Regions from separate parts of the Homo sapiens genome. Here region 1 is linked to region 2. A link is an interaction called in ENCODE POLR2A ChIA-PET data of the cell type or tissue named here. Cell type or tissue: PC-9. All regions are shown on one strand.

Region 1 (8,000 bases), 160 kb after region 2:
GTACCTACTGACTTTTCTCCAAGCCACCTCAAAAGAGGCGCTAGACAAGATTGGCTCCAATGTCTGAACATGTGTGCACAGCTCTAGAGCCGACCTCAGGACACTGAGTCAAAGGTTAGGAGTACAACAGTGAACAACCACCATCCTCTTTTCAATGAGCTTTGCATTTAATGAGAGAAATAAAAAGCAAAAAAAAAAAATCATTTTCAACTCAGAATGGTAAGAGTTATGGTGACAGTATGCCTGGGGCAATGGGAGCACAAAGAAGGGGCACCCAATCGGCCAGGTGCAGTTGTTCATGCCTGTAATCCCAGCACTTTGGGAGGCCAAGGTGGGTGGATCACTTGAGGCCAGGAGTTCGAAAACAGCCTGGCCAACATGGTGAAATTCTGTCTTTACTAAAAATACAAAAACATTAGCCGGTTGTGGTGGTGGGCACCTGTAATTCCAGATACTCAGAAGGCTGAGGTGGGAGAATTGCTTGAACCCGGGAGGCGGAGATTGCAGTGAGCCAAGATCGCGCCACTGCACTCCAGCCTGGATTGCCAGAGCGAGACTCCGTCAAAAAAAAAAAAAAGCCAGGAGATAGGTGGGCATGCAATCTCTATCAGGTGGTCAGAAATCCTTCTCCACCACAGGACTCCTCAGTTGAAGACTAGAATATGGTAGGAATTAGCCAGGTTGATAGGAGAGGTGTGGAAGATCATTCCCAGCAGAGGGAAGAGCATGTGCAAAAGTCGAGACATGAGAGGGTGAGAAGCTGAGAGATGTTCATATAATTGTAAAAAGTGACTAATGTAGAGGTAAGTTGGAGCCAAATCTTAAAGGCTCTTTGTCATGTTTATCCTGTAGACAAAGGGAGACAGTAGATGTTTTTAGGCAGGGGAGTAATGATCCACTTTGTGCTATAAAAAGAGCAGTCTGGCTGGAGGAGAGTGGGAGGTGAGTAGATCAGGTAGGATGTTGCAATACACCAAGTGAGACAAGATGGTTGGCTGGACCAAGGCTGTGGCAGTGAGGATGGAGAGGAGACAGTAGACTAACTTCACTGAGACAGAGGGAGGAATGAAGGAGGAGGCCCAGGTGTTTTGGAAGCTGGGTGGATGGTGGTGTGAATCTGACGTGGTGACCCCAGGCAGAAGAGGAAATCAGGAGAGGAAAGGTAAGATGAGGTCAATGCAAGACAGACAGCCAAGTGGAGATAACAACTGGGCAGTTGGATTCATCAGCCTGGAGTTATACAGAGAGCTCTGGAATTGAAATAAAGAGGAAACGACGTTGGGAATAAGTGAATCCTCCCAGAATAATGTGTAGAGAAAGGAGAATAGAACACAGGGGACAGAAAAAGGGAAGAGATTTGTTATTAAAACCAACCATCCATCAGACATCTTCCAATACAACACTTGTTAGAGGTTTCCTCAGTGTGAGTTATTCAGGACCAGAGCTAAAGACCATGTTCCCAATAAAATCACTTCTGGGAAGGTCTTCATGAAAACATTTAATGCTGCTTTTAAAACAACAACAACAACAACAAAAAGGTTTTAGCTGCTGCACAGACCCTGGAGCAATTTTTCGGCAAGAGTCTATCAAACACGTATCTGATCTGACTCAAGGAGGTGTCATATCAAGTGTAAAAATCCAATTCCAATGTCCATAAGAGCCTTTCTTCCAGGTAAAAGACCCTAATCCAGTTGAAGTGATATTCTATTGATTAATAGGCTGGGAATACACAGGTTGTTGGTTTTTGAGATTTCCCTCCCTGTGCCTTCATGCCAGCTGTGAAAGAGTCAAAAGGCTCCTAACTGTCAAAATAAAAATGACACTTGGTCACAGAGGAAACAGATTATAGGTCAATCACATTGATGACTTTTTAAATATGAGAAGCCATTAATGTTACTGAGTAAGCAAATCTGTTTGCATAACCAGATTTTTATAGGCTACTGGGAATAAAGGTTTTCCTAAGTGGGTGATTTGTACAACGATAGCCTTTGGGTCTCTGATGGAACAGCTCTGATGAGGAAATGTTCCTTTAATTATGTGGAAGGCCAATTACCACGTTATAGCCACATTGTTTTGCAGATTGCATATAATTTCACCATTTCCATAGCTTCAGCACTATAATTCTGGAGAAAATTCAGGCACCAAGAAGACACTTGAGGCACATTATGCTGGAGACAAAGATGTTTTAACGAATTCAATTTAAGCTTCAACATTAAAGTTATTTTGTTGAATAAAACATAATGCAATAGTGAGCTTGTGTATGTCAACTGTATAGTGGAGGTAATAATAGCTAGAGAGAGCATGTCCCGTCTCCTCTTTTTAATGCTCATTTGAGTAACACGTAATGTTATAGAGAGAACCTTTCTCTAATATGTGTTTCATCTCAGGCTAAGCGTGATTTGTGCAACTGTGCTTCATGAAAAAAAAGGTAAAGGATCTAATTTGAGAGCCATTCACAAAAGTGCTACCACTTGATGTTTTTTATACTCTGAGATTTCTTATTCCCAGTGCCTACCAGGAATGGACTTTCTGGAGAAGCTCAGATTAATCACTCCTTATGAGAGGTGACAGCATGCTGGCAGCTCTCACAGCCCTCGCTCGCTCTCGGCACCTCCTTTGCCTGGGCTCCCACTTTGGAGGCACTTGAGGAGCCCTTCAGCACGCAGCTGCATGGTGGGACCCCCTTTCTGGGCTGGCCAAGGTCAGAGCTGGCTCCCTCAGCTTGCAGGGAGGTGTGGAGGGAGAGGCATGAGCTGAAACCAGGGCTACGCATGCTGCTTGCCTGCCGGCTGGAGTTCTGGGTGGGCGTGGGCTTGGTGGCCCCGCACTAGGAGCTGCCAGCCGGCCTTGCTGGTCCGGGCAGTGAAGGGCTTAACACCTGGGCCAGCAGTTGCTGTGCTCGACTTCTCGCCGGGCCTTAGCTGCCTCTCTGTGGGGCAGGGCTCCGGACCTGCAGCCCACCATTCCTTAGCCTCCCCACTCCATGGGCTCCTGCGTGGCCCGAGCCTCTCCGACAAGCACCGCCCCCTGCTCCACGGCACCTAGTCCCATCGACCACCCAAGGGCTGAGGAGTGTGGGCGCACGGAGAGGGACTGGCAGGCAGCTCCACTTGCAGCTCCTGTGCGGGATCCACTGGGTGAAGCCAACTGGGTTCCTGAGTCTGGAGGGGACTTCTAGAACCTTTATGTCTAGCTAAGGGATTGTAAATACACCAGTCGGCACTATGTATGTAGCTCAAGGTTTGTAAACACACTATTCAGCACCCTGTGTCTAGCTCAGGGTTTGTGAATGTACCAATCGACACTCTGTATCTAGCTACTATGGTGGGGACTTGGAGAACCTTTGTGTGGACACTCTGTATCTAGCTAATCTAGTGGGGATGTGGGGAGCCTTTGTGTCTAGCTCAGGGATTGTAAACGCACCAATCAGTGCCCTGTCAAAACAGACCACTCAGGCTCTCTGTAAAATGGACCAATCAGCAGGATGTGGGTGGGGCCAGGTAAGAAAATAAAAGCAGGCTGCCCGAGCCAGCAGTGGCAACCCACTGGGGTCCCCTTCCACACTGTGGAAGCTTTGTTCTTTTGCTCTTTGCAATAAATCTTGTTGCTGCTCACTGTTTGGGTCCACACTGCCTTTATGAGCTGTAACACTCACTGAGAAGGTCTGCAGCTTCACTCCTGAAGCCAGCGAGACCATGAACCCACTGGGAGAAATGAACAACTCCAGACCTGCAGCCTTAAGAGCTGTAACACTCACCGTGAAGGTCTGCAGCTTCACTCCTGAGCCAGCGAGACCACGAACCCCACCAGAAGGAAGAAGCTTCAAACACATCTGAACATCAGAAGGAACAAACTCCAGACACACCACTTTTAAGAACTGTAACACTCACCAGGAGGGTCCGCGGCTTCATTCTTGAAGTCAGTGAGACCAAGAACCCACCAATTCTGGACACACTTATACACTTGGCACTGGGAGGTCTGTATGGAGCAAGTGAAGAAATCAGCAGAGTGAAGATAGAGGGAGAACATGATGGGGGAAAGGCAAAGTTACTGCCATGTTGGTTTCAATTCTGCCACTCATGAGTGAGACCCATGACCTCCTCTCTCTAGGACTCTGTTCTTCTTATCTGTAGAGTGGAGGAATAGAAGGGCCTTTTAAAGTATTAACATTTCCTGACCTATCTGTAAAACACTTTCATTCAAACTGATGGGAATCTTGACTACTTTGCCAAGAGGACATAATAATCATCAAGCTGAATGCACCAAACAACATTGCCTGAAACTATCTAAGCAAAAACTGAGAAAGTTACACAGGACAGACACACCTCCTATAAGAGTAAGAACTCTTCAGCACATGCTTAGTGTGTCAAAGACAATGCTATGTTCACACCATTCCTCTTCCTGGACATGCAGAAGGACTACGTTTCCCAGCCTCACTTGCAGTTAGTTTGGAACCATGTGACTGCATTTCCACCAATAGGAATGTAAGAAATCCCTTCAGGCCAAGGTTATCAAAGGCAAGTGTGAGCTATATTCCCTCTCTCCCTATCCATATGGCTACAAGTGAAAAACTCTGAGATGGCAGAATTAAAAGATGGAAACCTCCAGAATCTCTGAATCACTGTTGGACAAGGGCCCCCAAGGAGAACCCCTGCCCTACACCAGACTATGTTATGGGTGCCAACCCACTGAGAATTCAGGGTTTATTCATCTCAGCAGCAGTCTACTGTTACACTGACTAACATCCTAAGGTTTGAGAGATCTAGCATATTGTTAATTGAAGCTAGATTTCAATTACACTGAGAACCTTATCTATTTAAAAATAAAAACTCTCCTAAAAAAAACAAATAATCCACATTCCTTTTAACCACGTGGCAAATTTGCAAAGAAAAAAAAAAAACTGGCCACATATTAGGCCATAAAGAAGTCTCAACAAGATCCACTATACGATTGACATTGTCCAGACCACATTTTCCTGACCATAATGCAACAAAATTAGAAGTCAACAGCAAGAAGATAGCTAAACACAAGCACACATTTGGAAAATTAAAAATATCCTTTCATGAGTTAAATGAAAAATCACAATAGAAATTACTAAACATTTACAACAGAACGAAAATACAACTTTATATATATATATGTATATATATATATATGTATATACATTTTTTTGTGAGTCTTCCAACTTTGTTCTTCTTTTACAAGGTTATATGGGAAATTCTGGGTTTCCTGCAATTCCTCATACAGTTTTATGCTGTTTGTCAATTTCGGTGGCTGGGATGAACTTATCGTAGTTCTCATAGACCAGGGTTTGCATGTCGCTGTCTAGAGCCCGGATCTGCTGCACCATGTCCGTCTCACTGTCGATCAGCTGGGCCAGAGGGCACTCTCTAGGCAGCTTGTCCAGGTAAACTTCCGGGTCGAAGTGCGCCCCGTTCAGATCAGTGGGGTCCAGGGGGTCGGGCCCCGCAGGGAGTCCCAACGCCTCCCCTTCCGAGAGGCCTTTGTAAAGCTTTAGCATCCTGTGTGCCTTCCGCCGACGCTCCGTGAGCCTCCCGCTCCTGCCCTTCTGGGGAGTCCCCAGGTCCACATCCTGGGCTAGGCCCAGTGACAGCTGCCGCCGCCATAGGTCCAACTGCAGCCCACGGGCGTAATTTTTATATTTTTAAGTTGGATACATGGAGCTACTTGGCTTTTGCTTTCATCACATCGTTGAGGAAAGAGGTGGTTGCTTATGGTACCCCTGTTTTTACTGCAACCTGTAATGGATGAGAACCTCCCTGTTGCAGAGAGCAAAACACTGAACTAAATTGTGCTGTAACACAGCCCTGTGTTGGGGGATTGGGAGTGATCATGCAAACGCTTGCAAATTTGCAGTGACAGAGACAATCGTTTGGGCAGCTGTTCACTATAGGAAAAGGCAATTGACCAAAAGTCAGTTACTGAGCTATCTCAATACTTTCATTTTATTTTAACTTTTGGCAGCAAGGTGCAATTAAAGGAGAGAAAGAAAACAAAATGATAAGTGTAAGATAATGTACACACAAGTGTGAAAGAAAATGACAAGACAGGATGACTATTTGTCTCTTGGTTAGCTCCTTGGGCTCTATGTCTCCTTCCTCAGAGAACCTCGTTTTCCTTTGTCCAGATTTGTTAAGGTGGATAATCCAGGCGCCTGCTCCCCCCATGATAGAAGCCAAAGACGTCCCTGGAGCCGCCTCCCGCTTCATCCTTTCCTGCACTGCCCACATGGACACAACTCAGCCGATTAGACTTCCTCTCAGAACTTTAGTCTTGAGCAAAGGGATTAAAGGGTGAAGTGACTGAAGGTATGCCCTTCCAAAGTAGTACGTGAGCTAATGGCTAAAGTTTGTCAAGCCCATCCAAGCACTTTTTTTCGTAATTTTCATTTATTTATTTATTTGAGACAGAGTCTTGCTCTGTTGCCCAGGCTGGAGTGCAGTGACGTGATCTCGGTTCACTGCAACCTCTGTCTCCGGCTTCAAAGGAGTCTCCTGCCTCAGCCTCCCCAGTAGCTGGGATTACAGGCATATGCCACCATGCTTGGCAATTTTTTTTTTTTTTTTGTATTTTTAGTAAAGACAGGGTTTCACCATGTTGGCCAGGCTGGTCTCGAACTCCTGACCTTGTGATTCGCCTGCCTCAGCCTCCCAAAGGGCTGGGATTACAGGAGTGAGCCACCGCGCCCAGCTTCATAAAGTTTTAAGCAGAGCTCAGAGGTCTTAGCCACAGGCACAACGGAGGAGCATTTTTGAAACACTTTCCAGCTTCCTCAATAGGAATGGAAGCCAAACTCCGAATTGATGACTCCTTTGAGGAAGTCAAGAGCTGTAAAGAAAGCCAGGAACAGGGGCAAGGGAGAGATGCGTCCCGAATGATCCTGTGCCAATTCTTTCTGGAATCCTTGATGTGATCTCAGCTGCCCTTTCTATACATGACACAGTGATTGTGGAACCCACTGGTCTATCTGTGGTCTCCAAGGAACCCCCAAAGGGAAGGGCAGAGTGAGCAGGGCCATCGGCCTGAGTGACAAGGATTTGAGAGGACAGGTTGGATGCAGGGAGAGGACTGGCCAAATGCCATGTGTCTGGACTTAGACTGCCTGGTTCAAATTGGACTTCGCCCTTTTTGACTTCGTGATCTGGTACAAGCTACATGAAAATCCGTTGCGCCTTTTCTAGTCTGTAAAATCATCCTGAAATGTGCACTAATAACATGGAGACTACGCAGATGAAATGAAACAAGCTGCATAGAGAACAGAGCTCAGAGCCTGGCCTTTAGGAAGCCCTCAGTAAGGGTTCATGATGTCATGGTGTCTGTCGTCATCCTCTTTATCCTCATCATCACCTTCATAATCTCTTTGTTGTTCTTAGGGAATAGTTTAGAGGGACTGATTCCCTGCTATCATGGGTGAGATGTCTATGAAAAGGACAACCAGTGGGGGAGGAAAGCAAAATTTTGAATAAGATTTCTGAGACCCCCAGCACAACCAAGAACAGGAACTCCACAGTCTGCTGAGCAGAGAGTTGCATATTGGTCTCCTCCCATCTGCCCACCGCACTCCCCTGTTTGTCCTTAGGATGAGGAAACAAACAAGGCTCCCGACCGTCCCTCAGCACTCACTTGAAGGGGTGGCCTGCCCCTCCACACCTGTGGGTATTTCTAGTCATGTGGGACGAGAGACTGAGAAAAGAAATAAGACACAGAGACAAAGTATAGAGAAACAACAGTGAGCCCAGGGGACTGGCGCTCAGCATACCAAGGACCTGCACCGGCACCGGCCTCTGAGTTCCCTCAGTTTTTATTGATTATTATTTTTATTATTTTAGCAAAAAGGAATGTAGTAGGAGGGCAGGGTGACAATAAGGAGAAGGTCAGCAACGAAGATGTGAGCAATAGAATCTATGTCATAATGAAGTTCACGGGAAGGTACTATGACTGGACGTGTGCGTAAGCCAGATTTATGTTTCTCTCCACCC
Region 2 (8,000 bases):
GTCACACGCGGCTGCAGCCAGTTGCCTGGGGAGGCCCCTGCCATACTGGGGTTTGCAAAGCAGGCCCAGGGCCTGGGAAGGATGAGGTCTGCAGCACGCAGGTGGCTATGCTGTCCTGCTACTGGGCGGACACTGCCCATAACTGACCTTTTTGATGAGTTCTGAGAGAAAGCACCGGGCATACTTGACTGACGGCGGGTGCTTCACACACACAGGATGCTTCACAGTCTACTGCAAGGGACAGAACATTGGTTGCTCGAGAGCCCGTCTTAAGTCGCCTATGAGCCTCAAGCCAACATGGCAGAGGGCAAACTCCAGGCTACCGGATCCCTCAGCAAAGATGCAGATGGACACAGCGTTCTGGCCCCATGCATCTGAAGTTTGTCTTAAGCTATAAGCCGTTTCCTAAAAATGCTTCCACTGCAGTGGCACAGGCTATGGCAGCATTTCTAATGCCCATTCTGAGCAGGAACACAGGGCACGTGGGCCCAAACCACCTCCCTCCCAGGGGAGCCAGTGTGAACCAGCGTTTGCAGTAAAGACAGTCGCCAACTGTCTGGCTCTATGGAAGAGGAGGGAAGGCCCACTCGGCAACTGCTCTCTTTCAGCGTGTGTCCCTGGGGACAGGATGGAGGGGAGGGGACGCTCAGGGTGACACTCCAGCTAAAGCCAAGAGAAGTCAAGTGCAGGACGAGCAAGTTCCAGGCAGTGGCAACAGCTGGTGCAAGCTCTGAGGTGGCCACAGCCTGGCACTTGGAAAGGAGGGCAGAGGGACTAGTGCAGCAGGACAGGGGATGGTAGGAAAACAGGAGCCTGGAGGGAGAGGGAGGAGACAGTCTGCAGTGCCTGCTGGCTGGGAGGGATGCAGATTCTGCCCAAGGGCAGCAAAGTACCCCACGCAATACACAGGCTCTTCAGGCTGGTGCTGGTTTTTCATTTTTTCTGACACAGAGTCTCGCTCTGTTGCCCAGGCTGGAGTGCAGTGGCCCAATCTTGGCTCACCGCAGCCTCTGCCTCCTGGGTTCAAGCGATTCTCCTGCCTCAGCCTCCCGAGTAGCTGGGACTATAGGCGTGCACCACCACGCCCAGCTAATTTTTGTTTTTTTAGTAGAGATGTGTTTTTGCCATGTTGGCCAGGCCCGTCTTGAACTCCTGACCTTAGGTGATCTGTCCACCTCAGCTTCCCAAAGTCCTGGGATTACAGATGTGAGCCAGTGCACCCAGCCTTGTGCTGGGTTTTAAAGCAGCTATTCCTACATTTCATGCTTCACCACCTACGAGAGTGATGCTCAGGGTGAAACTCAGAGCAGGGTGCAAGACAACTTCAGGTATCTCCATGCTCGAAGCCCTGACCTACTGTATTGCCCCAAAAGTCTTCCCTGCTGTGGCTGCATCTTTTCCACATGGATAATCTTGGTTCACCTCTAGCACAGGAATTCTTCACTGGGGCTCCTAGGATGGGCTGGGTGGGTGGGGGTGGACAATGTCTGCCTCCAGAGTTTGTATGGAAAATGTATTCTTCTGGTGCACTTCTTTCTGGGAGGGAGTCTATTGCTTTGTCTTTTCAGAAGGGCTCATGGCTCTTCGAAGGTGAAGACCCAGGATGCAGGGTGATCTGCACTTGGCCCTCAAGGCCAAGGTCAGGCTGTGGCTGGGCCGGGTGGTGATCCTGCCTCTCACCTACATGCAGATGCTCTTGAGTCCAAACCCCACCCTGGGCAAAGTAAGGGCCCATTTAGGTCTAGAAGAGACAGGAGTGGGCAGGACAGGCCTCACGAATGCAAAAAAGAAAGTCTCTGAGCATCTACCAAATGTTAGAAGCTGTTTTGCACCTGTCATCTCTGTTTTTGCTGTGGGGGGTTTAAAAAACTTTCCCTAGATTCCCCCCTCTCATGCAGAATTTTGTATATTCTGATATCTTTGTCTAAGTCTTATATAGAAAATGAAAGAGCTGGAGCTGTTGGAGGTGCCGACACCCACCTGCAGTGCTGACTCAATGGTTTTGTTCCTTGAACAGGGGTGTTTTTAAAGGGTACAAGCACACCTGTGCTTCTTCTCTCAGGTCTTCCGGAGAGATTCAGGAGGCAGGGTCATGAGTCCCAGGGACTCTGGAATTCTTACCTTCTGCAAAATATCCCGCAGCAGCTCAGAATCTGATGAGTCTCTTAACTTTGCTTCTAAGCTCTGTGTGGAGAGGAGAGAGAGAAATCTCAAGGGTGCATTCACAGGAACATTAAACACGCAATAGAATGAGTTGGCAAAGGGCTGTGTGATCTCTCCCTGGGGATGTGGAGCCAGTTGGAAGTGGAAGCCACAGCAGCTGAAAGCCTGACCTTCAGATGTCGCAGGGTGCACCTGGATGAGTCACAGGAAGAAGGTTAGAAGACTGACTCTTGGCCACATTAGTCCTGGCTACTTAGCGGCCACCCACGTCATGGGCCAGCTCCCTGGTTGCACTGGTCAGCCAGGAATTACCAGGGCAGCCATGGCACCAAAGTTTGATGGGCTTGCCATCTGAGTTTAAGTGGAAATGCAGAATGTGCCCATACCAGCCTGGGTTACATTGTCCTCTTACAGGGACCTCAAGCCCAGCAGCGAACTTTGGCTCCAGAGTTAGCCAGACTGTCTCGGCTGATATGTGACACAGGGCAAGGCACTTCATTGCTTCAGAGCTCCTTCCATGCCATAAAAGACCCTACAAGACCTGGTCCTAATCCCTCTCTCTGGCCTGTTCTCCCTCGCCTCTGGCCCACCCTGCTCACTCCACTCCAGCCACACTGGCTGCCTTGCTGTTGTTCCTCAACCACAGCTGGCTTGTTTCCACCACAAGGCCTTTGCATATCCTGTTCCCCAAGCCCTTCCCATGGCTGGCTGCTTCACCACTCAGGCCCCAGTTCAAATGCCACCTCTTTGGGGAAGGCTTCCCTGATTCCCCGACTTTGGTGACTCTTCTCCCCAGTTGCTCCATTCACCATTTCCCTGTTTTATTGGCTTTAAAGCCACTCTCATCTGGTCTTTTCTTGTTTATTCATTTATTTGTTAATTCTCTGGCTCTCCCATGCAAGCAGAGCCTCATCTGTCATGGGTACTGCTGATCCATGGTGGCTGGCTCACGGAAGGCATTTATTAAACATTTTGAGACTGAATAAAAACACTAGCTAACACCGACATGCATTTATCATGAGCCAGGCACTGATCCACAGGCTTTTGTACTCAACCCTGACGACAACCCTAAGAGGTAGGTATCATTATATCCCTCATTTTATTAATAAGAAAACAACAGCACAGAGAGATGCAGTCACTTGCCCAAGGTCACACAGGGCCAGGGCTTGGGCCAGGATTCGAAGCAGGCAGGCTGTCTCCTGGGTGTGAACTCTCAACTACTGCACCCTAATCAAACAATCCCTCTGGTTAAATGTGAGTGATAATAATAGTACCCACCTCGTGGGTGTTGAGGGTGAGCCCAAGTTAGCATGCAGCGCGGGCATGTGAACAATTATAGTCAATATTGAATGGAGACCTATGATGCTTTTATGAAGGTTTCTATTTTGGGTTAAAAATGCACAAATTTCTCCTGACCAGAAATGATCTCTGAGTGCTAAATATTTTATGTCAATGGAATAACCCAAATGATTAAGCAACACCCATAAAATGGGGCAGACCCAGGGAGGAATATATATCCAAACTGACTCATCCCAGTGAGCTCACCGCACATGAATTACAAATGGGGCCAGGTGCATTAAGCCCCTCTACTGGCAGAAGGGAGGCTGCTGCCTGCCATGGGCCTGTGCTGAGAATGGCAGGTCTCCAGGGAGAGGAGAGGCCACCCCCTTCTCTGTCTCTTCCATCACAGGTGTGAAAGCCTCAGCGCATGAGCTAATTCTGTGCAGTGCTCGACATACAGATGAGAACACTGAGGCACGAGGGACAGCCTGTGACCTGGTCACCGCGCTCAGTAGGACGTGGTTACCCGCGGTCCTGAGGGCGCTGACTTTTTAGAATGGGCGAGGGCAGCTGTGTCCCAGTGACCAGAAGGATTACTGTCTTTAAAAAGTCGTGAAAATGATCGTGAACTGTACCCCACAACGAGTGCGCGTGTGCCTCCCAAGACGGTGGAGAGGCCCCCAGCTTACGCCGCCAGCCCGCGGGGCAAGAAGGGTGCGAGCGACTCTGGCCAGGCCCCAGGGACGGGGACCGGGTCGCGCGGACCTGACCGGCGAGAGCCCAGGCACTCACGTGGCGGGAGCGCCGGGGGCTTCAGCACGGAGACCCATCCCGTCTGCCCCTGGACTCCCGCGAGCCCCGCGGACCTCTCCGCTAGCCCCGCCGCCCACCTGCCAGCGGAAGGAGCGCAGGGCGCGCGCTGCCAGGAAGCGGCGCTTGAAACTCTGCAGCAAGAGTTCGCTCCCCGCGTTCTCCTCGGGCGCCATGACGGGGGCGGGGCCTCAGCCTTGCCGGGAGACCGGGCGGAAGCCGGGCCTGGACTGAAGAGGGGGCGGGCCCAGGGCAGTGCACCGGGGCAGAGAGGGGGCGGGGCCTGGAGGTAGAGTCGTGGGGGTGGCTCTAGGGCGGGGCCAGGATGAGAGTTATGAGGCCGGGGCTTGGGGTGGGGCTAGGATGAGCATTATGAGGGCGAGGCCTGGGGTAGGGCCAGGATAAGTGTCGTTGGGGCAGGTCCTCGGGAGAGTTCAGGTTGGTGGGTCCTGGGGCGGGGCCAGGACAGGGCGATCCTGGAAGTGGGGCTTCGGAAGCGTCCAGGTTGGAGGCGTCCTGGAGGCGGGGCCTTGCATGGGGGCAGGATAAGATTCCCGGAGGCGGGCGTTAGGGTGGGGATAAACAATGATTGGGTTCAGGAGGCGAGACTCGGAGCAGAGTCCAGGAGACAGGTCTTGGGGCGGGGCTAAGACCAGACCAGGAGAAGCGCTCAGGAGGCGGGGCCAGGGCGGGGCGTTGGCTATGTCGTAGCACGTGGCCAGGCGCTGCTCGGACTCTGGGAGGCGGAGCTTAGGACGGGCCGACGTGGGGAGGGGCCCAGGGTCCGGGAGGCGGGGCCGAGTCCGGGCTGCGGGCTGCGCTCAGGAGGCGGGCCCTGGGAGGCGGAGCTTAGGGAGGGGCCGGTGTCGGGAGGGACCAAGAGACTGGGAGGCGGGTCGGGGCTGGGCTCAGGGGCGGAGAGGGAGCTGGGCTTGGGGCTGGGCCGAGACGGAGCGAGGGGTCCAAGGTGTGAGAAACGGGGAGGGGTTTGAGGAGGGGATTGGAGTGTGGCTCAAGTTCGGGAGGCGTTACCTGCGGAGGGTTTGAGGCAGGCCCAGGAGCGAGTCCACGGTCTGCCGACTCGGGGCCATGGTCGGGCCCCAGGATCCGGAGCTTCGGGCGGGGCCGAGTCCGGGTTTGGGGCCCAGGAGGCGGGGCCGTTAGGGCTAGGGTCCCCGGGATCGTCGGGTCAGGCCTTGGGCCAACGTAGGCACTCTCACAGTTCCTCCGCCTTCAGGAAGGTCTTTTTGGCAGGGGCCTTATGGGTGCGCGCTTCGGTCCTGGAGGCCTTATCCTAGCCTCCTCTCCATCAGCGCCACCCGTCTGGGGCCCGATAGGAGGGAGCTTTCCCTCTGTCCCCTAGCCTTTGGACTGTCACCAAACAAGCCATTCGTTCACCAAATACTTATTAAGCGTCTACCATGTGTCTGGCAAGGGATATGTAACAGTGAGAAAAACTAGGTGTGGTCCAGGCCCTCCAGGGGCTCAGGGGCTCGTGGAAGAAGTGGACATTGAAGTACTTATCACACAAATGAGTATAAAAGTACAATAGTGATATCTGCCACGAAGGCGAGCAGACAGAGCTAGCGGGGCTTCCAGGAGGAGTTTTGATCTTGCAGGGACAGGAAGGAGGAGTTAGCTCCTGGGGGGCGGGATTGGGGGTGGTGGTGATATAGACGTGGGGTCAGAGTGGAAAACAACAAAAATATAATTATTTTAGTTCAAAGTTATTGTGTCTTGAGTTGAAAGGCAGGGCAGTTAGCAACACAGTTCAGATTTCAGTACTGCCCCTGAAATCTGAACTGTGTTCAAAGTCTAAAACGTTTACCTTAGCAAATCCCTCATAAAACTCCATTTGGAAGAGTCCCGAGAGCTAATTTTTTAAGTATACTTGCAGAAGGTAGATGAGGAGACAGATTAAATCTTATTACCTCTTTCAGATGAGAGGCACTTGAGCCCTGCTCAGCTGTGAGAATAAGAGAGGGGAATTAATTCTAATTGAATACACGTGTTCTCTCACAGCTGTTGTTCCCCACCAGAACCAAATGAGCGCAAGATCTGACAAAGAAAAAAAAAAGGTTCATCTTTTATTCCCCCAAACACTTTCATTTAAATCAAGAGGGTGGGATGTGGTTATTGCTGTGTTTTTAGACAGAATCAACAGTTTCTGGGTCTGAGATGTTGCATACACCCTCTCAGTCCCTGTATCCTGAGATGGAGTCACCTGAGAATCCACAGCAAGTCCTAACCAGGGATGGGTCTGGGTGGTTAAGGAAGGTTGGCTTCAGAACTGGGCCAGAGGCACTGCTTTGCTTTTGCTGTTTTGATCAGCTCTCTGCCTGCAGGAGACAAGGAAAACCAACGGGAACAGGTTAGTTACGATCATAAATCCTGGGCTTATTTTATTAACTCACATAATAGCTATTAATTGCCTTTCCTCCAAGGAGCAAAAGGACATATACGGTCAATGCTATAAAAAGTAACACTGTATTATGTTATACTAAAATATTAATAAATCTAGGTTGGTTGAGTGTTTCCTGATTCCATAGATTGGAAGCGGATTGAGGAAGGACCCTAGCAGACCACAGAGCTGAGCCATGCACAGAGAAGAAATCTTTTCTTCTTTTGTATTTTTTTGAGACGGAGTTTCGCTCTCTTTTTGCCCAGGCTGGAGTGCAATGGCGCGATCTCGGCTCACTGCAACCTCCACCTCCCGGGTTCAAGCGATTCTCCTGCCTCAGCCTCCCGAGTAGCTGGGATTACAGGCGTGAGCCACCATGCCGGGCCATTTTTGTATTTTTAGTGGAGACAGGGTTTGAACACGTTGGCCAGGCTGGTCTCAAATTCCTGACCTCAGGTGATCCGCCCGCCTCTGCCTTCCAAAGTGCTGGGATTACAGGCGTGAACCACCGCGCCCAGCCAGAAGAAATCTTTATCTTGGTGTGCGGGCTCTGATGAGGGACAAATGTCATCTATCTTGGATCTGAATCTGGAAGGATCAAGGCACTGAAGGGATTTGTTTCAGACAGTCTCCCTCTGTTGCCAGGCTGGAGTGCAGTGGCATGATCTTGGCTCCTGCAACTTGTGCCTCCCGGGCTCAAGCGATTCTCCTGCCTCAACCTCCCGAGTAGCTGGGACTACAGGCACGCGTCACCACGCCCAGCTAATTTTTGTATTTTTAGTAGAGACAGGGGTTCACCATGTTGGCCAGGATGGTCTCGATCTCTTGACCTCATGATCCATCTGTCTTGGCCTCCCAAAGGGCTGGGATTACAGGTGTGAGCCACCATGCCCGGCCTCACTGAAGGGATTTTTTTAATGTCACGTGGCTCTCACAGGTGCGGTGTGTTCGAGTGCAAGTGAAGATTAGGACTGATGCTTAAAACCAAACGTAAAATTCCAGGTGGTGTTGCTATGGGAAACAGCATTAGGACAATCTGAGTGGTTTCAGTTGCAAGAGTGTGCGTGTACGTGCAAGAACTACAGTCAAGGTTCAACTTCTGGCTTTGAGGGTCTCTTTAATAACAGTAATAACAACCTAAGGCAGTTTAACAGTATGGAATGGTTGCCTTTTAGAAATTAAGCTATGGGCATGGAAGTTCAATCAGTACATTGAAGTTTTTCCTTTATCTCTCCTATGGTTAATGGTTTCTGCAGAAAAGGACCAGTTGATTTCTTTCTAAAACGTTGCTTCAGGGTGTAGAGACCTTTATAGGTCGTGTTTCAACTTACAGAAAATTTTATAG

The links. Peaks named below come from ENCODE experiments on the same cell type or tissue, not always from the same donor. Only the 100,000 strongest peaks of a DNase experiment are listed, where the experiment ranks them.
Region 1: POLR2A ChIA-PET joins it to region 2 with 8 read pairs; 2 of 35 experiments call an interaction of 5 or more read pairs at or near these places.

What each region holds. Positions count from the first base shown.
Region 1 is chr11:71,626,672-71,634,671 of GRCh38, reverse strand. It overlaps the pseudogene VPS51P11. Among named protein-coding and RNA genes, the nearest start is that of KRTAP5-11, 48 kb to the right of the region's middle. In PC-9, no CTCF peak of the experiment used is centred here; no DNase peak of the experiment used is centred here.
Region 2 is chr11:71,783,967-71,791,966 of GRCh38, reverse strand. It overlaps the pseudogene FAM86C1P. Among named protein-coding and RNA genes, the nearest start is that of DEFB108B, 45 kb to the left of the region's middle. RefSeq lists a silencer at 4,866-5,175. In PC-9, no CTCF peak of the experiment used is centred here; DNase peaks (open chromatin) are centred at 2,336, 3,706, 4,796 and 5,186; H3K4me3 peaks cover 2,542 bases; H3K27ac peaks cover 3,341 bases.